3 separate regions of the Homo sapiens genome follow, and all the other regions are linked to region 1. A link is a loop called in an ENCODE intact Hi-C map of the cell type or tissue named here. Cell type or tissue: endothelial cell of umbilical vein. All regions are shown on one strand.

What was found. Peaks named below come from ENCODE experiments on the same cell type or tissue, not always from the same donor. Only the 100,000 strongest peaks of a DNase experiment are listed, where the experiment ranks them.
Region 2: it touches region 1 in a loop (17-fold over the local background); 29 of 110 quality-filtered maps call a loop at or near these places.
Region 3: it touches region 1 in a loop (16-fold over the local background); 25 of 110 quality-filtered maps call a loop at or near these places.

Annotation. Positions count from the first base shown.
Region 1 is chr4:11,802,221-11,810,220 of GRCh38, forward strand. No RefSeq gene overlaps it. Among named protein-coding and RNA genes, the nearest start is that of MIR12113, 23 kb to the left of the region's middle. RefSeq lists an enhancer at 3,856-4,485. In endothelial cell of umbilical vein, a CTCF peak has its summit at 3,836 (motif pointing right); DNase peaks (open chromatin) are centred at 3,341 and 3,831; H3K27ac peaks cover 1,150 bases.
Region 2 is chr4:11,949,323-11,957,322 of GRCh38, forward strand. No RefSeq gene overlaps it. Among named protein-coding and RNA genes, the nearest start is that of MIR12113, 170 kb to the left of the region's middle. In endothelial cell of umbilical vein, a CTCF peak has its summit at 4,975 (motif pointing left); a DNase peak (open chromatin) is centred at 4,959.
Region 3 is chr4:12,629,320-12,637,319 of GRCh38, forward strand. No RefSeq gene overlaps it. Among named protein-coding and RNA genes, the nearest start is that of LINC02270, 410 kb to the left of the region's middle. RefSeq lists an enhancer at 3,985-4,044. In endothelial cell of umbilical vein, a CTCF peak has its summit at 3,948 (motif pointing left); a DNase peak (open chromatin) is centred at 3,922.

The sequences.
Region 1 (8,000 bases):
TGTGTAGGGTATTTTTCCTCTGGAAATGAGCTGACTAGGCACGCTACTTCTACTTGAAAAAGACTGATGCTTGTCTTACACCATTTTGAGGTCACCACAGTACATGACTCAGAATCATTAGACAAATGTTGATTGAATATCTCCTACATTCCAAATACTGTGTTGAATGTGGTTAAAGCATTAAATGTTAATGGAATATTTTGTACAGTCAAGAAGTGATTGCTGTCATAGAAGAGACACAACACACTGGTAGAACACAGCAATGAAATTTGACTTGTGATGTATGTCCAGAAAAAGATAGATAACACATTCTCTAAAAGTTTAGAAGAAATTTTTGTCCCTTGGATTGTAGTCTTGACTGATTAAGAAACAGAACAACTTAGTTGAATACTGAGCATTGATTCGCAATCTAATGGTGCCTGGGGATGCCACCTGTTTTCTCGCAATTAAAATTTAAAAACAAAATTATACAAAGAGCAATTGGAGTTTAAAACAACTGTAAAGAAAACAATTAGAACAAAAATCCATTAAATTGAAAATAGTAAAACAAAGGGAAAATGAACATAATAAAAAACTGTTTTTATCAAAAGACTAATAAACAATTTTGATTGAAGACACAGGTTACCAACATCAGAAATGAAAGAGGAGATGATCACCAATCATCCTGAGACATTAAAGGATAAAAACAGAATACTATTTGTAACTCTATGCCTACAAACTTGACAACTTTCATGAAATGGACCAATTCTATGAAAGGTACAAACTACCAAAATTCCCAAGGAGATATAACTAATTTGAATAAACCTATTTATGTTAATAAAATTGAATTGATAATTAACAACCTTCCATAAAAAGAAAACACCAGGCTCAGATGCTTTTAAATTGAACCAAATATTTCAATAAAATAATAAAATAAACTATACCAATCCTCTATAATTTTTCCAGAAAATTGAATTGGAGGGAAAACATTCTAAATCACTCATTGTGTGAGGCCAGCATTACATTAGTACCAAAATCAGAAAGAAAATTACAAAAAAGAAAAACTATAGCCTAACATCTTTCATAAACATAACAGCAAAAATCCTGAAGAAGTATTAGTAACTAGCATCTAACAATATATAATAAAACTATACACCATGATGAAGTGAGCTTTAACCCAGGTAATGAAGACAGTTTCAACATTTGGAAATCAATCATTGCAGTTAACTTCTTCAACAAGCTAAAGAAGAAAAATAAGATGATCATATCAGTTGTCTCAGAAAATGCATTTGACGAAATGTAGCACTCATTCATGATACAAACTCTTAGCAAATTAAAAATATAGGGGCACTTCCTTAACTTCATAAAGAACATCTACAAAAGTTCTTTGTCTAATATGTATTCAATGGTGAGAAACTTAATTGTTTCTCCCAAGACTGGGTATAAGGTAAGAATGTCTTCTCTCTTTACACCTATTCAACACTGCGCTAGAAGTCCTAGCTAGTGCAATGAAATAAGAAATGGTAAGTAAAGTACACAGATTTAAAAGGAAGAAACAAAAAGAAATCTTTATTCACACATGACATGATTGTCTACGTAGGGAATTAGGAAAAGTGGACAAAAGCACTCCTTGTAACTAATAGACAAATATAGCAATCTCACAGAATATAAGGTTAATATAGAACATTCAAGCCATCTTTTTGCTTCCATCCTTGCCATGTGACATACTGTTTCCCTTTCACCTTCTGCCATGATTGAAAGCTTCCCAAGTCCCTCAACAGAAGTAGATGCTGGCACCATACTTCCTGTACAGCCTGTAAAACCATGAGTCAATTAAACCTCTTTTCTGTCTATGTATATTCTCTCTATATGTATATATATATATATATATATATATATATATATATATATATATATATATTTCTATGTTCCTTCTATATGTATTTGTGTATATATTCTTTATATATATTTATATACAAATATATAATTCAATCAATTGCCTACATATCAAAGAATTATTTAGAAATCAAATTAAATTTGAACTTTACTTTAAAGAAACCAATAGCAATGTTACATCTGGAGCAATTTGAACAACAAAATAAAGTAATATTAAATTATAGCTCAAAGTATAAAATAAATATCTTTGAGTCCAACTGATATAAATGTGACTGACTAAATAAATAGAGAGGGGACAAATGTCTCATGCAGAAGAATTCCAAATAATTTTTGTAACTATTTTATTCTTAGGAAGGGGAGCATAACTCCTCATTCCTTAAGTGTAGATCCCTCATAATCACTTCCTTCCAAAGGGTATACCATGGAAAGGGAATAAAAATGTAACTTTACAGTGGAGAAATCTGACAAATGCCATTTCAGCCAGGTGATCAAAGTCAACATCAACAGTGATAAGTCTTGCTGGAGTCTGAGAAAGTGTTACAGCCAGGAAGAGCCTTAGAAGATTAAATATGATAAGGCATCCTGAAACAGAAAAAAACAGGCCTTAAATAAAAAGTAGGAAAATCTGATTAAAGTGTGGACTTTAGAAAATAATAATGTATCAATATTAGTTTATCAGTTGTGACTAATTCCCATGCAAAGGTAACACAGTAACAATAGGAAAACTACGTGGAAAGAGTAGATAGAAAGAAACTCTCTGTATTATATTCCCAATTTTTCTGTAAATGTAAAGTTGGTCTAAATATAAAGTATAATTTGAATACATATGGGATGTTTCTGAGACATAATCACAGCTTAATGCTGCAAATAAGGATTTGAAAGAATGCTACATTTTGCAGTAAAAATAGTCCAATTTTTTTTCCTGTTTTGTTCTGTAGAAGCCTGATGACCTTGACAAAGTCATTTAACATTTCAAATATCACTTTCCTCATCTCAGAAATAACTACAGCCTTTCTTCCCCTGCTTCATAGGATTGTTGTGAGGATTAAGTTATTCAATACATGGGAAAAAAGATAGATATTGTCATGTGCAGACAGGGAGATATGACAGAATACAAAACATTCAAGGAGAATTAAGAGATAAGGACATAACAGAAGCACAAAAGAATTAATGTGAATTAAGTAGAGAGACATTCTAGTCCTAAAAGGAAAACAGAAAGAAACTCCCAAGCTACTGTTTATATTTAAAAATTATTGAACGGCTTGGTGACTGAGCTTGTTCTAATTTAACTTCTACTCCAGACCACCTTTTTTGTGACCTTCAACAAATCACTTGTCTTCTTTTATTTTGCTTTTCTCATCTGTAAATGAGACATCATCATATTTTCTCCCTAAGTTTGTTGTCAAAAAGCCAGTCACATAGCATTTAGGTAGCAATGGTAGATCTTGATTCAACAGTAAAATCTGTCCCCACCCATCTTATAAAAATTTTCTTATTAACCCAAGCCTCTTAATTCCTAATGAATCATGCTAATTTCCTCAAGGTTATCACTGCTGTACTTCAGTTGGCTGATGTTTATGGATGACTAAAGACTTTGCTGATAACTGTGAAAAACTGTAACAATTATCTTTGACCCATAAACTTAAACAAAACTGCATACTTTATTCCATTTAATCAAAATATCTACTTTTTCCAGGTGAATTAATAAGTTTTAAACACCTATGACAATAAGATGCTTTTACAACATTTTGCTTAATGAAATCAATCCTGTAATATTCTCCCATTTCTCTGGTAAATAAAACTCTATTCGTCCTTCCAGTTTGAGCTTAAATATCTTGTTCATGAAATATTTTTCAAGTACCCCAGTAAACTGACTTCCTTATTCACTGCCTGTTGCAATCACATTTAAATTTCTAACACATTGCTCTAAGCTGCCATGCATTATCTGTATTCTCCCCACTAGGTGGCAATTCAATAGCAGGGTGTGTTAGAACTATTTCTATGCTCTCCTTAGCCTCATCTTCCCACACAAACTATGCCTACCACTATGTTTTCCACATATGGGGTGTTTTGTTTGTGGCCTTAGTGCTTGTTGAATTTCATTAATGTCATCTCTCCCTGCTAGACTGTGAGTCCCCTAAAGAACTCACAATGGCAGAAATTATACTTTTATTTATGTGTTAATTTGTGTCAGGCCTCTGAGCCTAAGCTAAGCCTTCATATCCCCTGTGACCTGCATGTACACATCCAGATGGCCGGTTCCTGCCTTAACTGATGACATTCCACCACAAAAGAAGTGAAAATGGCCTGTTCCTGCCTTAACTGATGACATTCCACCACAAAAGAAGTGAAAATGGCCTGTTCCTGCCTTAACTGATGACATTATCTTGTGAAATTCCTTCTCCAGGCTCATCCTGGCTCAAAAGCTCCCCTACTGAGCACCTTGTGACCCCGACTCTGCCCGCCAGAGAGCAAACCCCCTTTGACTGCAATTCTCCTTTATCTACCCAAATCCTATAAAACGGCCCCATCCTTATCTCCCTTCGCTGACTCTCTTTTCGGACTCAGCCTGCCTGCACCCAGGTGATTAAAAGTTTTATTGCTCACACAAAGCCTGTTTGGTAGTCTCTTCACACTGACGCGCATGAAATTTGGTGCCGTGACTCGGATCGGGGGACCTCCCTTGGGAGATCAATCCCCTGTGCTCCTGCTCTTTGCTCCATGAGAAAGATCCACCTACAACCTCAGGTCCTCAGATTGACCAGCCCAAGAAACGTCTCACCAATTTCAAATCCTGTAAGCGGCCTCTTTTTACTCTCTTCTCCAACCTCCCTCACTATCCCTCAACCTCTTTCTCCTTTCAATCTTGGAGCCACACTTCAATCTCTCCCTTCTCTTCATTTCAATTCCTTTCATTTTCTAGTAGAGACAAAGGAGACACGTTTTATCCGTGGACCCAAAACTCCGGCACCGGTCACGGACTGGGAAGGCAGCCTACCCTTGATGTTTAATCATTGCAGGGATGCCTCTCTGATTATTCACCCACATTTCAGAGGTGTCAGACCACGCAGGGACCGCCTGCCTTGGTCATTCACCCTTAGTGGCAAGTCCTGCTTTTCTGGAGGAGGGGCAAGTACCCCAACCCCTTCTCTCCATGTCTCTACCCCTTCTCTGCTTTTCTGAAGGACAGGCAAGAACCCCTCAACCCCTTCTCCTTCACCCTTAGCAGCAAGTCCCGCTTTTCTAGGGGGCAAGAATCCCCAATCCCTTATTTCCATGCCCTGAACTCTTATCTCTGTGCCTCTACCCCTTATTTCCGTGCCCCAACCCCTTTCCTGCTTTTCTGGATGGTAAGAACCCCCGAACCCCTTCCCTCTGTGTCTCTACTCTCTCTTTTCTCTGGGCTTCCCTCCTTCACTATAGGCAACCTTCCACCCTCCATTCCTCCTTCTTCTCCCTTAGCCTGTGCTCTCGAGAACTTAAAACCTCTTCAACTCACACCTGACATAAAATCTAAATGCCTTATTTTCTTCTGCAATGCTGCTTGACACGAATACAAACTTGACAGTGGTTCCAAATAGCCAGAAAACGGCACTTTCAATTTTTCCATCCTGCAAGATCTAAATAACTCTTGTTGTAAAATAGGCAAACAGTCTGAGGTGCCTGACCTCCAGGCATTCTTTTACACATCAGTCCCTCCCTAGTCTCTGTGCCCAGTGCAACTCATCCCATATCTTCCTTCTTTCCCTCCCACCTGTCCCCTCAGTCCCAACCCCAAGTGTCAATGAGTCTTTCTAATCTTCCTTTTCTATAGACTCATCTGACCTCTCCCCTCCTCGCCCGGCCGAGCTAGGTCCCAATTCTTCCTCAGCCTCCGCTCCTCCACCCTATAATCCTTTTATCACCTCCCCTCCTCACACCCAGTCAGGCTTACAGTTTCATTCCGCGACTAGCCCTCCCCCACATGCCCAGCAATTTGCTCTTAAAAAGGTGGCTGGAGCTAAAGGCATAGTCAAAGTTAATGCTCCTTTTTCTTTATCCCAAATCAGATAGCGTTCAGCCTCTTTTTCATCAAATATAAAAATCCAGCCCAGTTCATGGCTCATTTGGCAGCAACCCTGAGATGCTTTACAGCCCTAGACCCTAAAAGGTCAAAAGGCCGTCTTATTCTCAATATACATTATATTACCCAATCTGCTCTCGACATTAAATAAAACTCCAAAAATTAAATTCCAGCCCTCAAACCCCACAACAGGACTTAATTAACCTCGCCTTCAAGGTGTACAATAATAGAGTAGAGGCAGCCAAGTAACAGTGTATTTCTGAGTTGCAATTCCTTGCCTCCACTGTGAGACAAACCCCAGCCACATCTCCAGCACACAAGAACTTCCAAACACCTGAACCGCAGCAGCCAGGCGTCCCTCCAGAGCCGCCTCCCCCAGGAGCTTGCTACAAGTGCCAGAAATCTGGCCACCAGGCCAAGGAATGCCTGCAGCCCAGGATTCCTCCTAAGCCTCCTCTCGTCTGTGCAGGACCCCACTGAAAATCACACTGTTCAACTCACCTGGCAGCCATTCCCAGAGCCCCTGGAACTCTGGCCCGAGGCTCTTTGACTGACTCCTTCCCAGATCATCTCAGCTTAGCAGCTGAAGACTGATGCTGCCCCATCGCTTCGGAAGCCCCGTAGACCATCAAGGATGCCGAGCTTTAAGTAACTCTCACAGTGGAGGGTAAGTCCATCCCCTTCTTAATCAATACGGAGGCTGCCCACTCCACATTACCTTCTTTTCAAGGACCTGTTTCCCTTGCCTCCATAACTGTTGTTAAGTATTGACGGCCAAGCTTCTAAACCTCTTAAAGCTCCCCAACTCTGGTGCCAACTTAGACAATACTCTTCTAAGCACTCCTTTTTAGTTATCCCTACCTGCCCAGTTCCCTTATTAGGCTGAGACACTTTAACTAAATTATGTGCTTCCCTGACTATTCCTGGGCTACAGCCGCACTGCATTGCCACCTTTTCCCCCAGTTCAAAGCCTCCTTCACATCCTCCCCTTGTATCTCCCCACCTTAACCCACAAGTATAAGATATCTCTACTCCCTCCTTAGCAACCGATCTTGCACCCCTTACCATCCCATTAAAACCTAATCACTCTTACCCCACTCAATGCCAATATCCTATCCTACAGCATGCTTTAAAAGGATTAAAGCCTGTTATCACTCACCTGCTACAGCACAGGCTTCTAAAACCTATAAACTCTCCTTACAATTCCCCCATTTTACTTGTCCTAAAACCAGACAAGACTTACAGGTTAGTTCAGGATCTGCGCTTTATCAATCAAATTGTTTTGCCTATCCACCCCACGGTGTCAAACCCATATACTCTCCTATCCTCAATACCTCCTTCTACAACCCATTATTCCATTCTAGATCTCAAACATGCTTTCTTTACTATTCCTTTGCACCCTTCATCCCAGCCTCTCTTTGCTTTCACTTGGACTGACCCTGACACCCATTAAGCTCAGCAAATTACCTGGGCTATAAAGCCGCAAAGCTTCACAGACAGCCCCCGTTACTTCAGTCAAGCCCAAATTTCATCCTCATCTGTTACGTATCTTGGCATAATTCTCATAAAAGCACACGTGCTCTCCCTGCTGATTGTGTCCAATTAATCTCCCAAACCTGAATCCCTTACAAAACAATGACTCCTTTCCTTCCTAGGCATGGTTAGCGTGGTCAGAATTCTTACACAAGAGCCAGGACTGCACCCTGTAGCCTTTCTGTCCAAACAACTTGACCTCACTGTTTTAGCCTAGCCCTCATGTCTGTGTGCAGCAGCTGCCGCTGTTTTAATACTTTTAGAGGCCCTAAAAATCACAAGCTATGCTCAACTCACTCTCTACATTTCTCATAACTTCCAAAATCTATTTTCTTCCTCATACCTGATGCATATACTTTCTGCTCCCTGGCTCTTTCAGCTGTACTCACTCTTTGTTGAGTCTCCCACAATTACCATTGTTCTTGGCCTGGACTTCAATCCAGCCTCCCACATTATTCCTGATACCACACCTGACCCCCATGACTGTATCTCTCTGATCCATCTGACATTCACCCCATTTACCCATATT
Region 2 (8,000 bases), 150 kb after region 1:
CAAAATTCAACCACCTTTATAGAGCTAATGAAAGACTATCAGGCTGAGGGAAGAGAGAAATCTGAATTCTACTAAGGTATAGTCATAGACTGCCAGCCATTCCTGCACCTAACAACCACTACAGTAGATTAGTCTTCTGAGATATCTTTTCAGGGTTTTTTTTTTGCATGTCTAACATCCATGGCTCCATCTGTACCTGCCAAGCCTGCTCCTGTGGCCTTACGCAGAAGTGATTCAGCACGCAGGAGGACAGCTTTGAACTCCTATGATTCATCTTTGCCCCAGTCAATCAGTAGCAAGCCTAGCAACCACCACCCCTTCCTCCAAATTGCATTTGAAAAACCCGTAACCTACAAGTGTTGAATGAGACTGATTTGAGTACAAACTCCATCTTCCACTTGGCAAGGCCAGCCTTGTGTGTATTAAATTCTTTTTTTACTGCAATGCTATGGTCTTTCTTTGTGCAGCAGGCAGAAAGAAGCCCTCTGGCAGTTATAACATAATCTAATCATTAAATATTTTCTTGGATATAACATAGAAAATAAATTTTGCTGCACGGGTGTTGCAGGTGATAAGTTATCACAAGTATATGGTCATAGATAATATTAACTTGAAGTAACGTGGTAGAAGGAGACAAAAAACATAAAAGTTGTATGTTTTGTACTAGTTTTGTATAACCATATTAATTTATGTAAATTAATATGGTTATACAAAACTAGTATAAAACATGAAACTACTATAAAACATATTAGTTTATGTAAATTAATGTTTATATAAAACTAGTAATAACTAATATGATATACTAGTTATATCAAAAGGAAGGATATGAATTAGGAGTAGAATTAACAAACATGGATAGGAATTTTGTAAAATTTGTGGCTTGGTATCACCCACTGAGAGGAAATATAGGACAAAAATTTGTTTTTGGCAAGGTCTATGAGTTGGGGAATGGGGAATAATTAATGAAAGTGGAAAAGAGAGAAAAACAAAAAGAAATAATTCTTGTACGTCATGATTGTGCCAGGTTCTGCCCAATTTAACTTCAGTTGTGTATATTTTTTGTTTCACAAAGTAATTCCACTATCCAAAGTGAATTAATATAATTTATTTTTCTGAATAGATAATATTTATCTTATCAGATAATATCTATCTTATAATTTATCTTTTTGAACTGTTTCATTGACATGGGTCAGCATACTGTTTGAGAACTGGATCAGAGATTAAGGAAATACTTGGGTTTGATGCCTACTGGACTTTGCAGTATTACTTAACCCATCTGTCTTAGTCAGTTCAAGCCTTTTATAACCAAGTATCAGAGTCTGCATGGCCATGACAGATTTATTTCTCACAGTTCTGAGAGAACGAGAATCAGGAATGAGAATGGGAAGAAGCTGGGAATTCTAAGTACCTGCAGATTTGATAACTGGTAACTGACCACTTTCTGGTTGACAGTTGTCTTTACCCTGTGCCCTTACATAATGGAAGGGGTGAGGAGCTCTCTGAAGCCTCTATTATAAATACAACAATTCCATTCATAAATATTCTCTGTGCTCATAACCTAATCTCCCAAAGGCCCCACCTCCAATTACCATTGTCAGATACGTGTGAACTAGAGTAACTCCATTTTAAATAGGAGCTGGGTAAAATGAGGCTGAAACCTACTGGGCTGCATTCCCAGATGGTTGAGGCATTCTAATTCACAGGATGAGATAGGAGGTCAGCACAAAACACAGGTCATAAAGACCTTGCTGATAAAACAGGTTGCAGTAAAGGAGCCGGCCAAAACCCACCAAAACCAAAATGGCAATGAGAGTGACCTCTGGTCGTCCTCACTGCTACACTCCCACCAGCGCCTTGACAGTTTACAAATGCCATGGCAACATCAGGAAGTTACCCTACATGGTCTAAAAGGGGAGGCACGAATAATCCACCCCTTGTTTGGCATATCATCAAGAAATAACCATAAAAATGGGCAACCAGCAGCCCTCAAGGCTGCTCTGTCTATGGAGTAGCTATTCTTTTATTCCTCTACTTTCTTAATAAACTTGCTTTCACTTTGCACTGCAGACTCGCCCTGAATTCTTTCTTGTGCGAGATCCAAGAGCCCCCTCTTGGGGTCTAGATCCGGACCACTTTTCTGTAGCACATTGATCCCAGGTGTTTAGAAAAACTCAACCAATTGTCAAACAGAAAATTTAAAATGCTACCTGAAAGCCTCCCCTCCCCCACACCTCCACTGCCTCCCACAATGTATAAAATCCCAACCACCTCGGACACGTGTTCTCAGCATCTCCTGAGGGCTATGTCACAGACCATGGTTATTCATATTTGGCTCAGAATAAATCTATTCAAATATTTTACAGAGTTTGACTCTTTTCATTGACATTCTATAAAATATTCTAGTTTTAAAAAGTATGTCACTTTTTCTACAAGAGCATTTTAGCTAAAACAAAATTAGCCTTACTTTGGTCATTATTGTGAGGTCTTTAGGGTGCAGGCTGTTACAGACCTTGAATTATTCAGGAACTGCCTATAACATACATGTTTCACTGGGGCCTTAGAAGATACAGGAGGCAAACAGGGATGGTGACTCGCACCTATAATCCCAGCACTTTGGGAGGCCAAGGTGGGTGGATCACCTGAGGTCAGGAGTTTGAGACCAGCCAACATGGTGAAACCCTGTCTCTACTAAAAATTCAAAAGTTAGCCAGGCGTGGTGGGGGGCACCTTGAATCCCAGCTACTCAGGAGGCTGAGGCAGGAGAATTAAAATGAGCCAAGATCATTGGTTGCAAGGAGCCAAGATCACACCATTGCACTCCAGCCTGGAGGGACAAGAATGAAACTCTGTCTCCAAAAAAAAAAAAAAAAAAGGAAATGAAGGCTGACATCTGCTTTTGCTCAAGAACACTCATGAGGGCCTCATTTTAAATTATTAGTACCAAATTTTGGTAAGCAGTACTAGGTTGGCTGTCCTTGATCCCATTCCTCACTTAAAAGAAGGTGGAGATTGTGTAAGGACTGATTAGAATTAGAAATCTTCACAGAATTACAGGGTGAAACTCAAGGTGATCCTGTGGTGTTGTAAGTGGGTACTTAAATAAGGCCTATGTCCTGATGCTAGGGAAATTTATGAAATTAGAACTGAGAGCAAAGATGAAGAATACTAATGGGAAGCCATGCTGAATATAATAGATTTTCCAGGCCTGGGTTAGATGTTTATTTAATGGGAGAAGAATCTCCTGAGTGGGATTATCTAACCCAAGGTGGTAAACAATATTAATTTGAACACTGGGTACATGTGGCCAACTCAGAATGTATTAACTTAGCAATACATAAAAACAAAAATATCCAAGGCAGTAAGCAAAAGGGAAGTAAAAACAAAGTAGAGGTTCTGATCAGACAAAAAGTGTTAGGCTTATGTGTGTTCCAGAAGGAAAAAGACCAAATTCTACAACCACAGCCAGGCCCTCGGTAAGGAGTAGAACAGCAGAGGGAGGCACAACTTGAGAACTGCAGCCACTAGTGAATAAAAGAATAAAAGATGTAGCAGGATGAGACACTTCTTGAGGCCCGGAACACCCAAAAAGGAAAGGCAGACAGTGCCTTGAAGAACATGTAGAAGAGGCATTCTTCTTTGCTAGGCCGCTAAAGGAACACATTTCAGGAACATCACTAGCACCTTCGGTACTGAAATCTGCTGAACATGATTCTCCAGCTGAAAAACACTTGAGCAAGAGAATTTCATGAACCCATGCTATCCCATAGCCAGAGTTTCTGACAGCTGCTCCCATAGCATGAGACCACTCCTCAAACACGGTAGAGGCTGTGCCATTAGCCAGAGTTGATGAACAATGAAGAAATGAGATTTTAGAAACACAGGGCATGGAAGGAAATGGAAACTGATAAGTTTTGAATAATCATGCCAGGAAATAAACATATGTGATCCCGAGCTTCTGATCCAGGGACCTGGGCTCCCGCCATCACAGTTTTCTAAACTTAGCAAGAAGGTTTTTAAGGCTACTAAGACAGAGTTCAGCACATCTTTCTGTGAAGGCCGGGTGTTAAATATTTTAGGTTTAACACAACATATAGTCTCTTTATAAAGCCAAGAAAGCAGCCATCTATAATATGTAAATGAATGGGTATAATTGTGTTCTAATGAAGCTTTATTTACAAAAAAGTGCTATTTTTTTTGTTGTTTTTTTGAGATAGAGTTTCACTCTTGTCACCCAGGCTGGAGTACAATGGCATGATCTCGGTTCACTGCAACCTCTGCCTCCTCTGTTCAAGCAATTCTCCTGTCTCAGCCTCCTGAGTAGCTGGGATTAATGGCGCCCACCACCACACCTGGCTAATTTTTTGTATTTTTAGTAGAGATGGGGTTTCACCATGCTGGCCAGGCTGGTCTTGAACTCCCGACCTCAGGTGATCCACCTGCCTCGGCCTCCCAAAGTGCTGGGATTACAGGTGTGAGCCACCGTACCCAGCCCAAAAAGTGGTAATTCCTTAGGGCCATAGTTTTCCAACACCTGCCCCAGGAGAAACAGTGTTCATGGGGTGCTTCCTCCCCTTTGATATGGTAAATGCATTCTGTCCAAATCATCTTCTTATTGGGATATTGCTAAAGACTGAATTAAGGGCTGTACTTTATAAATTTTGTAATCCTGAAATACATTGCCTGACATCCTGGCAAGACTAAAAGAGAAAAAAAAAATCTCCTTTTACTATCTTTCCCACAAATATCACTGATTTTTAGGTATTTAGCAGCACCGAAGACTGAGATCTGGAAAAGTAATTTTGTTTTTGGATCTGGAGATAATCTTATTTCTAAATTTTGCTGTCAGATTTCAGTGCTGTAATAATTTCATATGTACTATAATCTCATTTGATTGTAAGGTAATATCAGTTCTTGTGCTATGAAGGAATTACAGCCCTGTCAAGAAGAGGGAGCTCAGACATCAGGAACGCCACCCTCTGGCTAAATCTAAGCAAAACAAGAACCTGAACAAGACTTCAATTGTTTTGCATTTTTAGCTGAAAAGGTGAAAACATTTAATTTGTAGATTTAATTCTTTAGTTTTGGAAATCTTTGGGCTTTAACTTGCAAGGAGATTTAATCTTTGAAATTTAATGTGTTCCTAGGGACTTCTTAATGAGCATGGATTTATATATTTAAATTTGGAGCATCTCTATATTGGTATCATTGAGATATCAAAAATATTGTTATTTGATTTTCTTTAAAAAACCTTACAAGCTGATATTAAATAGTGGCTAGACATATTTTGAGATGAACAACAGAATAAGAATAAAATATTTGCCTTTGGGTATAAGAATTTGTCTGGACATTACATTGATTAAATCCTCAGTGGATTTAAGCCCATCACCCACCATGATTTCACGTTGACAATGGGCAGTGGCCACGTCCACCTCTCTGTCCCCTTTCTCCCTCTGCTACTGGTGTTCCCTTCACCCACCAAATAAACTGCATGCTCTCAGAGTCTAATTTAGAGGTAACGCAAAGAAGAGAAAAAAAACAAAACATTGGTTGAAAGAGCAGATCAATGAACATGTAAACATTCCTTACATATAGATTTTTTAGTGGAGGAGGCAGCTGTGTTAAGGTCAGGAAGAAATTCAGAGACAATAGTGCTATCTCTACAAGGTCTTTCTCTCTATCCCTTCACATCTTCACTATTTGTGTCACTGACCAGTCAGCAGATTATCTTGGCTTTATTTCCACAGTTTTCCTCTGACAAGTCTCACTGCTTTGCCTCTTGAATCTCTATTTAGTCTATTACTAGAAGAATCCTTCAGAATATGAGATCAGGGCATCAGCTTTAATACGAACTCCACAATCCCTTCTTTAACCAGTACTTGCTGAGTATCCCCTAACTGCTAGTCCCTGTTCTAATGCTTAGGATGCACCCGAGAACAAAGCCAAACCAGGAAGTCTCGATAGAGTCAAATCACTTATATCTTGGGTCAGAAATCAGAACTACTATTCTAAGAATACGCACTATGAGAAAGAGGAATGATAGTCTCCCAAGCCACAACAACACACATTCCCTTTGGAACTCTGTTATCCAACTTGAAACAGATCCTTTACGCAAGCCAAAATAAGAAAGTCAGCATCAATGCTAACTGTATTTTTTTAAAGGAAAATATTATTATATATATTTAAGGTACACAAGATGATATTATGGGATACATATACAAAGTAAAAAGGTTACTAGAGAGAAGCAAATTAAAATACATGTCACTTCACATAATTATCCATTTCTTTGCTTTTGTTGCAGAAGCAGTTATGACACACTCATTTAGCATGAATCAGAAATATAGGAAAATTTTATTGCCTATAATTCCCATGTTGTATGTTAGGTCTCTCGATTTGTTCATGCTACATATTTGGATCCTCTGATCTATTTCTCCTCATTTCCTCCCCACATCCCAACCCATGCACATGGTAACTAGTTTGTTTTCTATCTGTATGAATGATTTTTTTAAGATTCTATGTGTATAAGGGGGATCATACAGTATGATTTTTCTGTGTCTGGTTTATTTCACTTAACATAGTGTTCTCCAGGATATATTGTAGCAAATGGCAAGATCTCATTCTTTTTTAGGGCTAAATAATATTCTATAGTTTTATGTACACACACACTCTTATACTTCATAGTCATATATATATATACACATGCACATATAGACATATATGTATATTGTATATATGTATATCATATTATATATCATATATTATACATATATGTATATATGTATATATGTATGTATATTTTATATATGTATGTATATTTTATACATATGTATATATGTATATATTTTACATATATGTATAGATAAAATATAGAACAGAAAAAATTCAAAACCTACAGGCCTATCTTTCTGATGAACATGTATGTAAAAATCCTTAATAAAATATTAATTAACCAAATCCACCAACATATCAAAATGTGTATACTTTATCCCCAAGTGTGAGTGATCCCTAGTATGCAAGGCTGGTTTAACGTATGCACGTCAATTGACACAATACATCACATTAACAGAACAAAGGATAAGACCACGTTTGTCTCAATTATGCAACAGTACCATTTGACAAATTTCAACATCTTTTATCGATAAAAACTCTTAACATTTTAAGAATAGTTTATATATGTACATGAAATATATCTATCTTGATCTATCTATCTATCTATCTATCTATCTATCTATCTATCTGTCTATGTATAATATAGTCGTTTCCATATCTTGGCTATTGTGAATAATGCTGCAATAAACATAAAAGTACAGATGATTTTATTTCTTTAGAAGATATGCCCAGAAGAGGGATTTGTGAGTCATCTGGTAGTTCTTCAGAAACCTTCACACTGTTTTCCATAACGGCAGTACCAATAAACATTCTCATTAACAATGTATAAGAGTTTTCTTTTTTCCACACCTTGAGAAAGGTTTATTATCTTTGACTTTTTGAAAATAGGCATCCTAACAAGTGTGAGGTGGTATTGAAATGGGAAAAGTTTGCTTGTCCCCCTCACAGGGCACGCGATGGGGGTTTGGCTCATTTATTCAGTGTCCCGCTGCTCAAACCTCTAGTGGGAGCATGAAAATGGGCAGGTTGTGGGGTTCTGACCCCATGGCAGTGTCTACGGGTGAATGTTCACAGCTGAAGCCCCAGTGGGTATGTGTTACATGGTGCTCTTTCAGTTTAGCCGTCAGTGGGCGGCTTGTGTTACCTCAATTAGACCCCTGCCTTATCGCAAGGATAGAGGACTTTCTGTATCCTAGGGCTTCTTGCTTTGGTATACTGGATGAATGGAATCACACGTGGGCTTGGAGAATGAGCTCAAGGTTTTATGGAGCGGAAGTCGCTCTCAGAAGATGGGGGAGACAGAAGGGAGATGGAGTGGGAAAGTGCTTTTTGCCTGGAGTCGGGTCTTTCAGCGGCCAGGTTCCCCTCCAACCACGCAGGCCAAACTCTGCATC
Region 3 (8,000 bases), 830 kb after region 1:
TAGCAACCAGTATCACTAATACAAGAGTTTTGGCGCTGGTAACATACTCTGGCTCTTACCCAGGCCCATGACCTCATGGCCTGAAGAAATTTGGACCTGCCAGGTATATGAGATAGTTGTGCCCTGCTCGTATGCTCTCCACTCATATTTCTGCTCCAGCCATTGCTAGTGCAATCAGTTGCAAGTAGGTAGAATCTTATGGTATGACCCCTCTGTTGCACCAAACATCTCATGCTGCCACATGAGTCACTTGTGACAATGAGTTAAGCCATTTTGACATATAGCCAAATATGGAATTATGATGGAGTTAATACTTGTATTAGTCCATTCCCACACTGCTATAAAGACATAACTGAAACTGGGTAATTTATAAAGAAAAGAGGTTTAATTGGCTCAGGTTCTGTGGGTTATACAGGCTTCTACTTCAGGGGAGGCCTCAGGAAACTTATGATCATGGTGGAAGATGATGAAGAGGAACGCACTTCTTCACATGACCAGCAGTGGAGGGAGAGAGTGAAGAGGGAGGCGATACACACTTTCAAACAATCATATCTCCTGAGAACTCTATCATGAGAACAGCAAGCAGGGAGGCCGCACACGTGACTTAATCACTTCCCACCAGGCCCATCCTCCAACACTGCGGATCACAATTCAACATGAGATTTGGGTGGGGACACAGAGCCGAACCATGTCAATACTCTATGGGACAATTCTTGTCCAATGGGAGATTGGAGCCAGTGGATAAATCCAGCCCTCTCCTGTCCTTCATGTGGAAAAGTTCAAGGAGCATTCTACATGACTCATGGCTCAAAAGTTTGCAAGTAGGGTTTAGCTCAAGAGGTCTGTGCCAGTGACAATCCCAATAACACCTTTAAGATATTCTGTGCTTTCTTCCTTGTTTCATTTTACCTATTTTCCCATTCTTTTCTTTGGAATTACTTCCTCAGATAAACTAGGTGATGCAAGCCATTGCCTAAGATTCTAATTTTTGAGAAATCTTGACTAACATTCTGACCTAGAACTCATGGGAGAAAAAATAAAGATAGAATCTAGAAAAAAACCTAGAGAAAGGGATTTGATATGGCTAGAGTTTGCCTGGAGTGGAGGCCATTCTAGAAGTTCAGTAGATAGAGGGGTAAGCATTTTGGCTCTAATTGCAGTGAATTTGAAACCCTAGGATACCCCAATAGAATTGGTGGGTACTGAGACGATGTTTATAATTTGGGGTACCAATGAGTTAAGTCTTGAGGTCAGTTTTTAGCTAAAAGTCCAGCCAAGCATGATAATCATAGCACTGCAAAGAAGAGATGAATATTCACTAGAAGTTTTGCAGAGCCTCTTGCCTTCATATGCAGCAGGAGCTCTTATAGTCAAAAACATGGTAGAACTGCCAAGGATGCATGAAAACAGCTACAAAAATGAAGATAAAATAAACCACAATCATGTATACTCTGTAAAATCATAAAATGGCAGATAAAAATAATCAAGACAGAAAATAAAAGGACAAGTATAAATAGTGAGGTTTAACTTAAATTCCAATTCTACTTCATTCCCATTGTCTTGTAGAGATATCCACCACGATATATTAAAACATGACCCTTTTTCTCAAGGATCGTGTTCTGTGTCAGCCACTGAGGATATACGGATCTTCGGTCCAGGTTCCTGGGTGATTACTGCAAACTAGGAAAGATGCCCCAGCCTCAGCCAAGTGACCTGGGGATGAGGGCAATATGCCGGTGGGAAACCAGACTACTAAGCAAGACCAAGGCAGAAGACTGTTTGAGCAGATCTGGCAGCCATGCAGTTAGGGAGGCTGTGATACAGTGAGGGAAGCATTCACTCAAGGCAAATCAGATAATGGACTTACGGCAAAACAGAGTGTCATAGACTCCATAAGATGTTTGGGGAAAAAAAAGATGCTAAGACACGAGCTGCTGTGTCCAGGACTTCCCAGAACCAAGGTGATAACTGCAAAGGCAGGAAAGGGTAGCAGTGCCTGCAAGTCAACCAGACTTGCAGCTGTGCAGTCTGTGGTGTACAGCATGGGCACACTGGAAAGAAGTCTTTCCCATCCAGCGATATCGATTTCTTGGGCATTCGTTAAGAACTAGGGCAGTGGTTCTCATGCAGAGGAGATTTTGCCCCGGGGAGATGATTTTGGCCATGATTGAAAACATTTTTGGTTGCCAAAAATAGGGAAGTTGCCACAGATACGGGAGTTGCCACTGGCATCTATTGAATAGGGAACACAGATGCTGTCAAACACCCTATAGTTCCCATAACGAAGATTTATCAGAACCCAAAGGTCCGTAGCCCTTCAGCTAAGGAATCCTGGACTAGGGTGTTGTTTAAAAGCTTCTCAGGGATTCTCAACAGGAGAGAGAAAAGGAACTTCCTTGACATAAAGAGTTGGGGAAAAGTTATATCAGCTAAGCACCTGCCATGTGCCAGGTCTAGCACATGACTTTTCTTAAACCTCACAACCAAGGATAGACATTGTAACTCCATTTTACAAAACAGGAAATAGGACCTCAGAAAGAGAAATTACTACGCAATAAAAAGCTCAATTTAGCTGGGGTTTAAACTCAAATCTGTTAAAGGCGAAAGCGGAGACTAGTTTTTTTTTTCCAGTTTTAAAATGTAAATCGTTTTCATTGATTTTACAATTCTTAACAAGGCAGGAAAATGTCATTATGCTCATGACTAGCTTTAAGCATCAATAAGTTTAGTCTGATTTTACTAGATTTTTATAAATATAAACATTTTGCTATTAGAATTCTTATGTAATCATTAAGATTTTGTTTAACACAGAAATATTAGGCATAGCTTTATTGGGAAGTTGAGATTACAGGTTATTTTCATTAGTGTCTAAATTTTTCTGAACTTTGCAATTTTAAAAATGATTAGCATATGTTAAAATTATAAAGTTGCCAATTAGGTTTATTTTAATGTGATATAAATACACAATTATTTCAAGATACACAGTAAATTGCACAGAGGACATAGACTCATTTATTTGGGGATTATATAGATTTGTTGGCTGTGAAATCTAAAATCAGAGTCCATTTATTATCACATGTAATTATGTGTTACAAGAAGTGGACACAAATTTAAAAAGAAAAACAGGTATGCAATTTATATTTCCAGGGGGCTTTTAAAATATAGTTTTGCCTAAACTGATCAAAATATTTGAGGTGCCTTCTCCTCAAAACTGCCTGTGAAGTTTCTCTGGGTAACCCCACAGCTGACTCTAATTTCATTTTCTCCACAATTATTCTACCCATTATTGGGTGTAATATCCTCCACAACTCCACTCTCACAGCGACTTGCTAGAATTTCTGCATTGTTGTTAGCTGTCTCCCCCGAATTATAAGTCCTATAAGGCCAGGTTTTATGCTTATTCAACTATATATCCCCTTATCACCCAATGCAGCGTCTTGCACATAGTCGGAAGCCAATAGATTCTTGCTTAGATGAAATAATTCTAGCCCTGGGGCCAAGGTGCTAACATTGCCATGATCTCGGAGAAGGAAGTGGTGGGGTATTGCAAATAGCGTCTATGCTTAGCAGGCACATTTATACGTAGGGTTAGTGCCCTCTATTTTTAATTTACTTGATTATTCTACAATATCGACTTTTTTTTTTTCTTAAATAATTCTTTATTTACATCCAAACATCAAAAGTCATTCAAGTTGAAGCCCTTCCCACAAGCATTAAGTTCTGCTCACAAAATGTTCAGGAACATTAAAAATCTCTGACATGAAAAATGTGTTACATCACAAGATTTTAAGATGAACGAAGTAAATAAATATGTAGCTCTGCACTTGTGGAGCAGCGGTAGGCAGACCTGCGAGACGACTCTGGCCCAAAGCTTAAGGCTGCATCATCCGTCAGGTGTGGATGAGATCCATCGAAACAGTGAGCGACGCCTGCCATCTACAGGCCACAATGTGTATTGCCGCATAGGTGCCAGTAGACCTTGAATTTAAGAAGCCTTGGGGGATGATACTCAGCGATGTGATCTCGAAGAGACTGTCCTATGTTGAATTATCATTCAATGTAAAAATATAATCAAATAATTATAACCATTAATAGATAACAGGTGACACTTCCCTTCACACTTTCCTCTGTGTAATTCTTACTTTACAAAATTGAAAATGAAGAGCTTTGTGTGTCTTCCACTTTTATTATCATCATGGTGCTTTGTCCTCCTTCACTTTGTGATTATCTCTGTATACGTCTGCCTTCCCCAGGAGCCAACTAACTCACGCGGTGCAGGGGACCCATATAATTCATCTATGTATACGCTCTTGCCTAGAGCAGGGTTTGACACATGGCAGGTATTCTACAAAGATTTGATGCATGAGTGCTTAAGGGAATGAATAAATAAATGAATAAGTAAATCAATCAAAAACTAATTATTTTCGAGTCACCTTGTTCTAAATTACATATAAATTTATGGAGAAAAACTGTAGTCTAACATAGATATATATGTATGTATACATGTTGAGCACAGTGTCTGCCCCACAGCAGGTTCACAGTAAACATTATCTACATTAGACTATAATGTATGTGTGTGTACATATATCTAAGCATATGTGTTCAGTTGGTTGTTTTAAAACTTCTGCAATAAATCAAGAGATTAATATTTTTTATTAAAATCCTTAAATCTGTATGTTAAGGATCTTGTGAGTTCAGCTTCAGGTCCCCATCTATGTCATTTTATTAGGCAAAATGTTCTGAAAGATTCATTCCATTTAGAAAGTAAACATGACAGCAAGGCCACAGTTATTACTTCTCATTTATTTTGTTCTTTTGGAGATTGACCATCTAGCTTAAGTCAGACAAAATGAGAACCAAGAAAAAAAATGTTTAGATAAAATCATTGTAAGAGAGAGAATATAAAAGAAAGTGGAAAAGTAAGATTAATATTGTTTTGCCTAAGAGACCTAGTTTCTCTCCCAACCTCTCCCCCACCAACACAAACTTGAAGAAATTTTTTGGATGTTTAAACTTAATTATCTTTAAAAATAAGGAAGCAATGCTTATGGGGCACAGCTGTGTGGCAGGCACTGTGCTTGGCATTTCTGTGAATTTTCACATTTAATCTGCCCAACAGGTCCAGCCCTAGAAGACACTTATTGGCAGATCCCTTTTATGGACCATGAAACCGAGTCTCAGAGAGATTATTTCTGCAAGGTCACGCTGTGGAAGGTACAGGGTTGCACTGGAATGAGCTCACACTGGCTTATAGGAGGCAACTCTTCATTCAGTAATGTCATGTTGGCAGCTTGAAGTCAGCCACAGTAGAATTATTTACAGCATGTCAATGAGCAATTGCTGCAAAGAAGTCCCTGTGCCTGCCTGGTTGTTAAACATACGCCAGCACACCACTGGTTAAGATGCAAAGATAAAAGTTTAAGAATATTTGACTTTAAAAGGCATCTTCTTCTAATAAACCACACTACCCAAGAGTTAAGGGAAAGTCTAGGTAAGGTTTATATAGCAGTTCATAGTTTAAAAAAACAAGACTTTTATGCATGTATAGTCTCCCAAAAATGAACCAGCTTTGTATTTCTCTCTGTATTTTTTTTTTTGTCATTCTTCCCTCTTCCTCTCCTTCTTCATCACAGTTACTGCCATATACTGAAGTTCTGCTGTATCCTGCTAGGTGTTTGCCATGAACTACAATATTTATAACACTGAGAAAAATAAAGCATGAGTCAGGTAAGCACAAAGCCCAGAATTACAACCAGGAATATAGAAGAAAGGTTTTATCCCTCGTATCTGTTATATGAGTCTTTTGTAGGTTTTTGTTTGTTTGTTTTTGTCTTTTCATGTGTGTGTGTTTGCAGACCTAACCCCTCATGTTTCTTCTTCTGAAATGTTCCCTTTTTCTTCAATTCAATTTTTCAACAAATATATGAGCACAGAGTATGTGCCGCACACTGTTCCACGTGCTAGAGATGCAATAGTGAAATCAGGAGAGGTTTCTGTCCTTGGGAACATCCCTTCTTGGGTAGGGAGACAGGACACAAAGCAGGAGAGACAGGACAGCAAGGTACCTAGCAAGAGGGCTGGGGTTTGAGTTCTGGGCCCACCACTTCCTAACCATGTGACTGTGGACAAGTTACTTAACCTCTTTATGCCTCAATTTTCTGCCATATGCTAAAAGGGGATAGCAATAGTCTCTATGTCTTAAAGTTGCTGTGATAACTAAGTTTCATTACATTAAATAGTATCAGGCATATATAAATAGTAAATGCCAGTATTTATTAGTTACTACTTTTAAGGAAACAGCTTAATTATAGGCTATAACTAGAGTTATGAAGGAAACACACCAAATACTGAGATTGGGTTGAGAGTGGAATATTTTAGATGAAGTCATCAATAAAGTCCTTTACGGAGAATTGATAAAAAGGATGAGAAGGTATCCTTCCTGGCATTGCTGGAAGAAGATTTCTAGATTAAGGAAGTGAAACTGCAAAGCTCTGAAATGTTGAGATGTTTATTGCTGAAGGGAATGGTAGAGTTCAGTGTGCTTGGGGCACAGTGGAAGCAGGTGGAGCAGAACAAGATGAGGTTGAAGTGGAAGGAGGGGACCAAATCATGTGAGGTCTTAGAGGCCCCCTTATAGAGTTCTGTTCTCTTTTTAACTACTTAATACCCTTCTTTCCTTCCTTCCTTCCTTCCTTCCTTCCTTCCTTCCTTCTTTCCTCCCTTCCTCCCTTCCTGTTGTAATTTGCTATATGTCTAAGAAAAAATAGGCTAGCTTTTTTTTTTTTTTTAATTTGGAAACTTAGCGCTAATCTTCACTTTCATTGAGACCCTATTTTCCAGGGCAATTTTCAGAAAGTGACTTTTAGAGGTAATTTTCTGGGCAGCAGAGATTTTTCAATAACTTCTGTGGAATCCAGGATCCTGGGTCTCAAAGGTACAATTGCTGAGTATGGTGTCCACACCAAGTTGCTGTTATCCTGACCTTGTAAACACCATGCAGGTGCCTGTCTCGTTGGCTGTCTCAAACTGCCAGAGAAAGCGGCAATGACAGTTTGGTTTCACCCAGTCCCTTGAGTTATGAGTAATTTTGCTAGAGTCTTGTCATTTTCTGGCGGATTTCATGAATTTGTGCTGAATTTGCAAACAAAGGCAAAAGGCAAACAATGGTCTAAGCGGCTTTGAGATTGCCTCATTAAACTGCAGCCTGCCAGAAGCTTTCTGCTTATAGCAATGAACACATCTGAGCTCTACAATGATGTCACCGTCTAAAACTCTGTTCACATCTCTTTGAGGTGACAAAGTCCCATGTGCAACTAACTAAAAATAAATAAAGTGAAATAAATAAGAAAGAGTAAAGGGAAGAGCAGAAAACTGCTCTAGCAAAGAAGAATGCCCAAGTTATCAGGAAAGCTAATTTTCAGTGCTATTGCTGCCATATCAGCCTTGTCACCAATAATCAGTTTGCCTAAGTTTTTCAAGACTCAGTGTACCTCTATGGAACTGGAATACACTGACATGCTCTTTTTTTGAAGATTCCACTGAATTCCTCAGGTGTATACCCAGGGATGGGGTCATGTGGCACACTATACAAAATATTTTTTAATTTCAGAAACATGCATTTGTGGTATTTTGTAAAATCCCTTTGAAAAATGTCTTTTTCAGTTGTGCTATACTCAGTTAAGTATGACTGTATTGACCTTAACTTGCATTACTCAGAAGACACTTTACTAGGCATATAGGAATAGATCCACTGGTGATGAGCCTACTGCGTGGATGACACATCACAGAGCTCGCCTGGTTTAATTCTCAGAGCCACCATATAGGGAAGGCATCATTAGACCTTTTCCTTTTGTAAAACTTTTATTTTAAGTTTGGGGTATGTATTAGTCTGTTTTCATGCTGCTGATAAAGACATACCTGAGATTGGGTAATTCACACAGGTAAAAGGGTTTAATGGACTTAGAGTTCCACATGGCTGGGGAAGCCTCACAGTCATAGCA